Regions from separate parts of the Homo sapiens genome. Here region 1 is linked to region 2. Evidence: chromatin contacts called from ENCODE Hi-C data. All regions are on one chromosome and are shown on one strand. Each heading gives the region's core, a stretch centred on a gene start or an enhancer-like site at or near the end of the contact. The rest is flanking DNA. Distances are from core to core; before and after follow the strand shown.

Region 1 (3,789 bases), core at 270-2,769, 2.3 Mb after region 2:
GTTTGTGATTGTGTATATGAGCTGTGAATAATCTTCTGATGCCCCCTCCCCCCCACCCTTAGGGTCTCTTTCACTCACATTGTCTATATATTTTCCAATTTTTATCTTTCTCTTTCCTAACTGATCTCTCTTTTATAGGCCATAATATGAAGCTAAATTATATTCTTATTTATCGTGGTCATCTAAAGGAGTGTTTGCTTTCTGTTCCAGGTTTTTTTAATGAGACTAAATTAACTTTTATATTTTGTGGGTTTGCAGGCTTAGTCTGCTTTTATAGTATATTATTTGTGTCCACATCTATCACTTTTATTGTAAAGTCTTTACTGGGCAGGGAAAGCGCCTTTCCTATCTTTGTATGTTCCACAAGACTTAACACAGAGCTTGTGATAAACATGAATAAACGAAATCAAGTAATTAAGGACTCAAAAGCCTGGGCCTGGCAGTGTTTCCATAGCAATTGGTAGCAGGAAGCGACGAGGCTGAGAATCACAGACCATCTTCCATAAACTTGATTCTGTCTCCAATTTTGGTCGCAAGTTGCTTGTAGGCCCACCAGACACAGCTGAGGGGTGGGAGGGGGCATGCGGAGGGGCGGACACTGAGCTGAAACCTATTTTACCTCAGCGAGTTTGGATCCAGGAGCCTTTCCAACCTATCGTTCGGGAAGGCGTTGTGGGAAAAGTGGGCGGAGGTGCCAATCGATCCTCCAGTCTCGGCTCTATCCTCCCCCAGCCCGGTTCCCGGTCATCTCAGGGACCGTCTGGTAGCTGATCCCGGAACGCAGCTGGCCAACGGATAAGTGCGGGGCACCCGCCACCCGCGCGGACCCAGGAGCACCTCCCCTACCGCATCCCCCTCCTCCCCACCCCCAGGTTCCCTCGGCTCGCGGCCCTCCGCGTCCCGGGCTCCCGCCCCAGAACCTGTGGGCAGATGTTTCCTCCACGCAGTACCCTCCCGGGGCTCTGCCTCCAGGCTCGCGTCCCAGCACCCTAGGCAGAGGTTTCCCCCACTCTGTCCTCTCCCGGGGCTCTACCTCCAAGCTCCCGTCCCTGCCCCTGGGCACAGCTTTCCCCTACTCTGCCCTCTCCAGGAGCGCTATCTCCAGGCTCCCACCCCAACCCCCCGGGCAGAGGTTTCCCCCATGGCCCCCCTTCCGGGGCTCTACCCCAGGTTCCGGTCCCTCACTCCCGAACACTCCGGGTGCCCTCACCCAGCCAACCCTTGACGCGCTTCCACATACCACGTGATCCACACAGCTCACTTTGATCTCTCGGGGTGACCAAGCTTAAGTTTCCTTATCTGAAAAGTAGGGACACTAGTCTCCATCTCGTTTACTCGGGATGGGACAAGACGACCAAAAAAGAGAGGATTCCTCATCAGGTTTATTACTCGTTGCCATTCTTGCAATGATTACCGCCCCCGTTGCTGTGGTTGGGGGAGGCGAGCAAAGGGCAGCGGCTGCGAGCGCCCGCCCCCGCCCCACCCTCCCAGCCCCGGACAGCGCAGGCTGCGGCTTTTCGTCCTCCACTGAGTCCTGCCGGTGGCCCGAGCCCGGTGGCCTCCCGGCGACCCTCGGCGCGAGGCGACATGGCAAGCGGCCACAGCCTCCTGCTGGAGAACGCGCAGCAAGTGGTGCTGGTGTGCGCCCGCGGCGAGCGCTTCCTGGCGCGGGATGCGCTGCGCAGCCTGGCGGTGCTGGAAGGCGCCAGCCTGGTGGTGGGCAAGTAAGTGGCCGGGCGCGCAGGGTGGGGACCGCCACGGGCGGAGCTGGCCGCTCTTCCTCTCACTGTGCACTCTGGAGGGAAACAACGCCGTGAAAGCGTCCCTGCACAGAGATACACGGGCAAGCCAGCCTTTGGGGTACCTGTTGCTAACACGCTCTGCTGCTTGGGGTTGTCATTCCGTCCAAAGAGCTCAGAGAGGAACACCCCATTGGAACGCATCAGGGTCCTGCCTCTGCTGGTAAAATATCACTGTCCAACCATCAGAAGGGGTTGAGGTCCTCCCCAGTGCTTCTTAAAGGGAGGCCAGAAGACCACCTTTGTCAGGGTGGCCTGTGGTTATTTTATTCTTACGGCAGATTTCTGATTCCACCTGCGTCCCCCACTCCCTATCCCTAGAATTTTAGAATCAGCATCACTGGGGCTGGAGTTCTGAGACCTGAATTTTTCAAAAGTACCTTTCACATCCTCGTGATCTCGTACACTAAAGCTTTAGAACCACGGAGAACATTTAGACGATAATGGCCCTGAGTGATAATAAATCAAGATTTGACCATCAGAAAACAAGATATTTCTCTTACTCATCTGAGCTTCCTGCCAGATATGAATAAAAGAACAAAGTTTGAGGGCGACCTGGGGTAGCAAGGGAAGTTGGATGAGAATTTGAATCCAAAGCGTGCCATGGGACCACAATTGCACACGATCAATGAGTCTCACAAACTGACCACGGCTTATCTGAGGCAGTTTAGGGTTGTGCAAGAGCCCAGCTTTTAAGGGACTGTGGGTTGGTTTAATTTTATTTATTTATTTATTTATTTATTTATTTATTTATTTATTTATTTTTGAGACGCATGAGCCACTGCGCCCAGCCTATTTTTTGTTTTTTTGAGACAGGGTCTAGCTCTGTTGCCCAGGTTGGAGTGCAGTGGCATGATCTTGGCTCCACCTCCCAGGCTCAACTGCGATCTCCACCTCCCAGGCTCAAGCCATCCTCCCACCTCAGCTTGACAAGCAGCTGGGACTACAGGTGCACGCCACCACGCCAGGCTAATTTTTGTATTTTTTGTAGAGACAATGTCTCACTGTGTTGCCCAGGCTGGTCTTGAACTCCTGGGCTCAAGCCATCCACCTGGTTTGGCCTCCCAGTGCTGAGATTACAGGCGTGAACCACCACGCCCAGCTTGACTGGTTTATTTTTAATTAAGGGATGAAAACATTCCCAATTTACTATGAAAATATTATTTAAAATTTTGCTTAGAAAGTTGAAAAATATGTACCTGGGTTGGGACTGGAGTATCTTATAAAAATTATATCAATGCGACCAGGCACAGTGACTCACGCCTGCAATCCCAGCACTTTGGGAAGCTGAGGCAGGTGGATCACCTGAGGTTGGGAGCTCGAGATCAGCCTGGCCAACATGATGAAACCCCATCTCTACTAAAAATACAAACATTAGCCGGGCATGGCGGCGCACGTCTGTAATCCCAGCTACTCGGGAGGCTGAGGCAGGAGAATCGCTTGAACCCGGGAGGCGGAGGTTGCAGTGAGCTGAGATCTCGCCACTGCACTCCAGCCTGGGTGACAGAGCGAGACTCTGTCTCAAAAATAAATAAATAAATACATAAATAAAATGATACTAATGCACCAACATGAAGTCCTGGGTTCCAAGACATGTTCTATGTTCACATCAAAACCACAAAAAGTAGGGAAAGGAAAAGGAGGGAGCTGACTTGTGGTCTGGAAGATGGGGCTTTTTCATTTGAGTCTGCTACATTGTTCTCACAGTTTGTTGGATTTATTACAATGAAATAAATTTACAAGAATATTGAGAACTTTGCCATTCAAATATGATTAGCTCGGTACAGGATGGTGTTGTTTTTATTTTCACTTACTATCATCACTGTCTTATATATTAGGTTGGTGCAAAAATCAAGTATAGAATTGGAATAATTATCTGGTTATTTGAGATGCTTTGAAATATATCTCCCACCTCATTATCTGAATGTTTTAAGGTAAAAGTGTTTTCAGGGTGAATTATTTAGGTGATTGTCTTAAATTTTCACATCAC
Region 2 (3,782 bases), core at 170-2,669:
TGCATGACTGTAATAATAATAATACTTGCCACATAGGTAAAAATACTGTCATTAACGGTGTAGTAAAATGGTAACTGGCATAGTAATGCTGTAAATTGAATACAATTTTTAGAAGGTTTTGAGGAGGGAGGTTCAGAACTGTTCTCCATTGATTTGCTTAACAAAGATATTTTCATTTTCCACCAAAGGGTTTGGCTGTGAAAACCTTTGCAGAAATAATATTTTAGGAGTTTTTTCCCCCTGTACTGTCAACTGATTTTTAGTAAGCATATGACTTTCTGTATGTATCATCCAATTGATTTAAAAATGAATCAATGAATGTATTTATTGATCGCCTGCCTCGCTTCACAAAGGAATGTGAGGAAGGACACCCAATTTGGCATTGCTGTGTTTCTCTGTATTTGGGTCATGCATTTTTTCTTGCTTTCCACATTGAAAATGTGGTGGATGCAGTAGATTGGCTTTAAGTGTCAGGCCTTCCCTCATTTACTATACCTTTTTGTGTTTCACAAGCTGGAAAGCTACCAACTACATGCTCTAGACATCCTTGCTGCTAATATTCTGCATGTCAGATTGGTCTCACCAATGGCACGCAGCAAAGCAAGATTTGCAGGTGCTGTTTTCTTGCTGCTGGCAAATGCAGCCGTGGAGACCACCGTTTTTTGCAGCACTGTTCCAGTGTCCTGTTAATTGTTCTGTCGGTGTTGAGAGGAGGTTGGGGACCAGGCATGGCAACTTCCTGACGCCATCTTCCTGATTGTGGGCAGCAGCCACAATCAGCAATCTTATCTAGGTAGTCATCCATGGATGTTCAGCTCAGCCCTTCTCCAGCCTTTCCAATGATTTCGAATGTCCCCAATTCCCCCTAACGAATCCCTTTCTGACTAGGAGTAACTAGCTGAGTGCTGCAATGAAATCCTGACTGACAGATTTGTAAACTCTTTGCGGGCAGGAACCCTTGATATAAATAAATGACCTTGCATTTTAATGGAGGGAAGCAGAAGGATAAACAAATGAATAAGTGAAAAGTTTTAATAAGATGGTGATGCGTAAAAAATAAAGCTGGTTAATGGGGAGTGCAGGAAATGAGCGCAGCTGTCTTGCCGTTTTAATCAGATAGGTCAGAGAAGGCTTCTCTACTAGGGTGGCTTTTGACCTGCCTCTCTGTTAGGTCAATTGTGTGCGAGGCCCTGATGGAGTTACTGTGTTAAAATGCAATGATTCAATTACTCCATTACTTAGATACCCTTTAAGTGACACTACGGTTGTCCATCTCCCCGCTATTGAATTGTTTACCCACAGTAAGCATGGCGGGAAGAGCTTCGATCCGACCCTTGAACGCTCAATAAAAATGGCGACAGCACTTCCTGTACTTGCCCTCAACAAAGATGGTGTCAACACTTCCTGTTTAGGGTTTTCGCCATTAACAAAGATGGTGCTTATGGGGCAGGTTCCCTAACAGTCAGGATTCCGGTTGCAGTTTTTCTCCCCCGCCCCAAAGATACGTGGTTGCAGACGTAAGTAACAGGAATCCATCTTTCTTTGAAAGTCCTGCATTGTAGCGTCTGCGACCTGGGCCCTGCGGGGGCTTCCCCGCCCCGCTAACTTGCTCCGCATTTCCGATCCGGGCCAAGGCTGGGTGGCTGCGGCAGTGCCGGAGGCCCGCTCTCCCCTTGGTCCGCTCTTTAGTTCATTCCCAGCACTCCCTCTTTAGCGGGTCAAGTTGCCGCAGAAACCGCCCGTAGTCTTCCTGTTTGATACAAGGGTTTCAGCGGCCGAAGCAGAGCCTTTTTAAATAGTTCCCAATGGGCGCTCACGGCCAAACGTGAACACCTCCCCTCCTCACCTGTCACCTCCTGAACTTTACAGGGTTGCGAGGGGGAGTGTGGGATCGGGTGTCGCCTAGCCGTGGTCGTACTGCCCGGGTGTGTCTGAAGCCCCATCTGTCATCCCTGCCTGCCTTCCCGGTCACTTAACCTTCACTGCCTTACACACAACCAAGCCACAGCACACTGGTGCAGGGGTGGTGGAACTGCACCTTCAAATCGTGCCTGGCTACTGACCAGTGCTGGGGTGTGTGCTTTTTTTGAAAGAAAAAAATCCCATAAAATGTCCCATGCATGTGCGGCCACGACAGTGTTGTGCTGGAGATTCGGAATTCTTAGTGGGAAGGAATGGAGTCTGTGACTGTATATTGTGTAAAGTTTATTGTAGACTGGGCACAAACAACAATTTTCTTAAAGGTGATCGTGTAGAGGACTTTTAGCGAAAAGAGCCTTAAATTCTGAACCTGCTGATTTCTGTCCTGCACTCCTATTACTGATCAGGTTTTGCAAATACTTGTGATCAAAAAAAGGGGACCTGCGTCCACCTTGGCAGTTTCTGCCTTGGTGGTGGTGGTGCAGGTCTGATGAGGGCAATGTGAAAATAAAACCACCATTTCTTCTCCAGCGTGTTAAAATTAGTGCTGCTCTGTAATCTTCAGATAAAAATTGCTTGTTCAGAAGGGTCTCTGACCCACTTTTTTTTTTTCTTTTTCCAAATTTCTTTATTGAACGAGGAATTGAGCTGGGACCCCATTGTGTGAAAAGCAGAAACAGAAAAGATGATTCATCTTCATTGTTGTTCATTATGTTAGGAAACATTCAAAATTAACCTGGCTTGGCTTAATCAGTGAATTAAATACCATGACCTGGCAGTCTGCTATGGTTTAAAGATGTGCTTGACCTGAAGGAACTTACATTGCAGTGACACTGTCTTTAGGGCCACATCAACATGTCTGTAATTTGAGCTGTGATTTTGGCTCTTTCCAGGGAGAAATGGAGGCCAGAGACAAACAAGTACTCCGCTCACTTCGCCTGGAGCTGGGTGCAGAGGTATTGGTGGAGGGACTGGTTCTTCAGTACCTCTACCAGGAAGGAATCTTGACGGAAAACCATATTCAAGAAATCAATGCTCAAACCACAGGCCTCCGGAAAACAATGCTCCTGCTGGATATCCTACCTTCCAGGGGCCCTAAAGCATTTGATACATTCCTAGATTCCCTACAGGAGTTTCCCTGGGTCAGGGAGAAGCTGAAGAAGGCAAGGGAAGAGGCCATGACCGACCTGCCTGCAGGTAGGCCTCAGAAAGATCACTTTGAACCAGCTCCAAAATGTTGTAACTATGCTCTTTGCTTTTTTGTTTATTTGTTTGTTTGTTTTTGAGACAGAGTCTTGCTCTGTTGCCCAGGCTGGAGTGCAATGGTGTGATCTCGGCTCACTGCAACCTCTGCTTCCTGGGTTCAAGCAATTCACTTGCTTCAGCCTCCCGAGTTGCTGGGAATACAGGCATTTGCCACCATGCCCTGCTAAGTTTTGTATTTTTAGTAGAGATGGGGTTTCATCATGTTGGCCAGGCTGGTCTCGAACTCCGTACCTCAGGTGATCCACCCACCTCCGCCTCCCAAAGTGCTGGGATTACAGACGTGAGCCACCACACCTAGCCAGAACTATGCCCTTTGGATTTGAAGTTGGGATGTAAGGCAGGACAAGGGTCAATGGTTGATGAAAGTGGGTAAGGATTTGGGACTGAAGGGACATGACGTTGGAGGAATAGGATCAGGAGGTGGCATTAGGAAGTGCAGGGAAGGAAGAATGAACCGTGACTGGGAGGTGAGGGAGGGAGCTCAGAGAATGCATTTAGAAATGCTTCCAGGAAACCTGGCATGTCACTTGGGAAGCATGTTCTCATCAGAGAGCCAGGTCATATCTCAGCCGTTGGCATCAGGAGCCATTTGGAAA

Evidence for each region. Hi-C counts contacts between places; a loop is a spot of excess contacts on that map. Pooled maps may share reads with other maps.
Region 1: a map of naive thymus-derived CD4-positive, alpha-beta T cell shows a loop between it and region 2 (12-fold over the local background). The contact joins the promoter of AMDHD1 here to the promoter of CRADD in region 2. A Hi-C loop is called at or near these places in 1 of 168 maps with a recorded cell type or tissue (naive thymus-derived CD4-positive, alpha-beta T cell), 2 of 37 single-sample maps with no recorded cell type and 7 of 50 pooled maps.

Annotation. Positions count from the first base shown.
Region 1 is chr12:95,941,812-95,945,600 of GRCh38, forward strand. It overlaps AMDHD1 (amidohydrolase domain containing 1), which reads left to right and starts at 1,520. Exons shown (of 9, transcript NM_152435.3): 1 at 1,520-1,724. The coding sequence starts at 1,588. It overlaps CCDC38 (coiled-coil domain containing 38), which reads right to left and starts at 803. Exons shown (of 16, transcript NM_182496.3): 1 at 620-803.
Region 2 is chr12:93,675,956-93,679,737 of GRCh38, forward strand. It overlaps CRADD (CARD and death domain containing adaptor protein), which reads left to right and starts at 1,420. Exons shown (of 3, transcript NM_003805.5): 1 at 1,420-1,517; 2 at 2,814-3,117. The coding sequence starts at 2,820. RefSeq lists enhancers at 661-1,476, 1,265-1,504, 1,477-2,291, 3,108-3,782.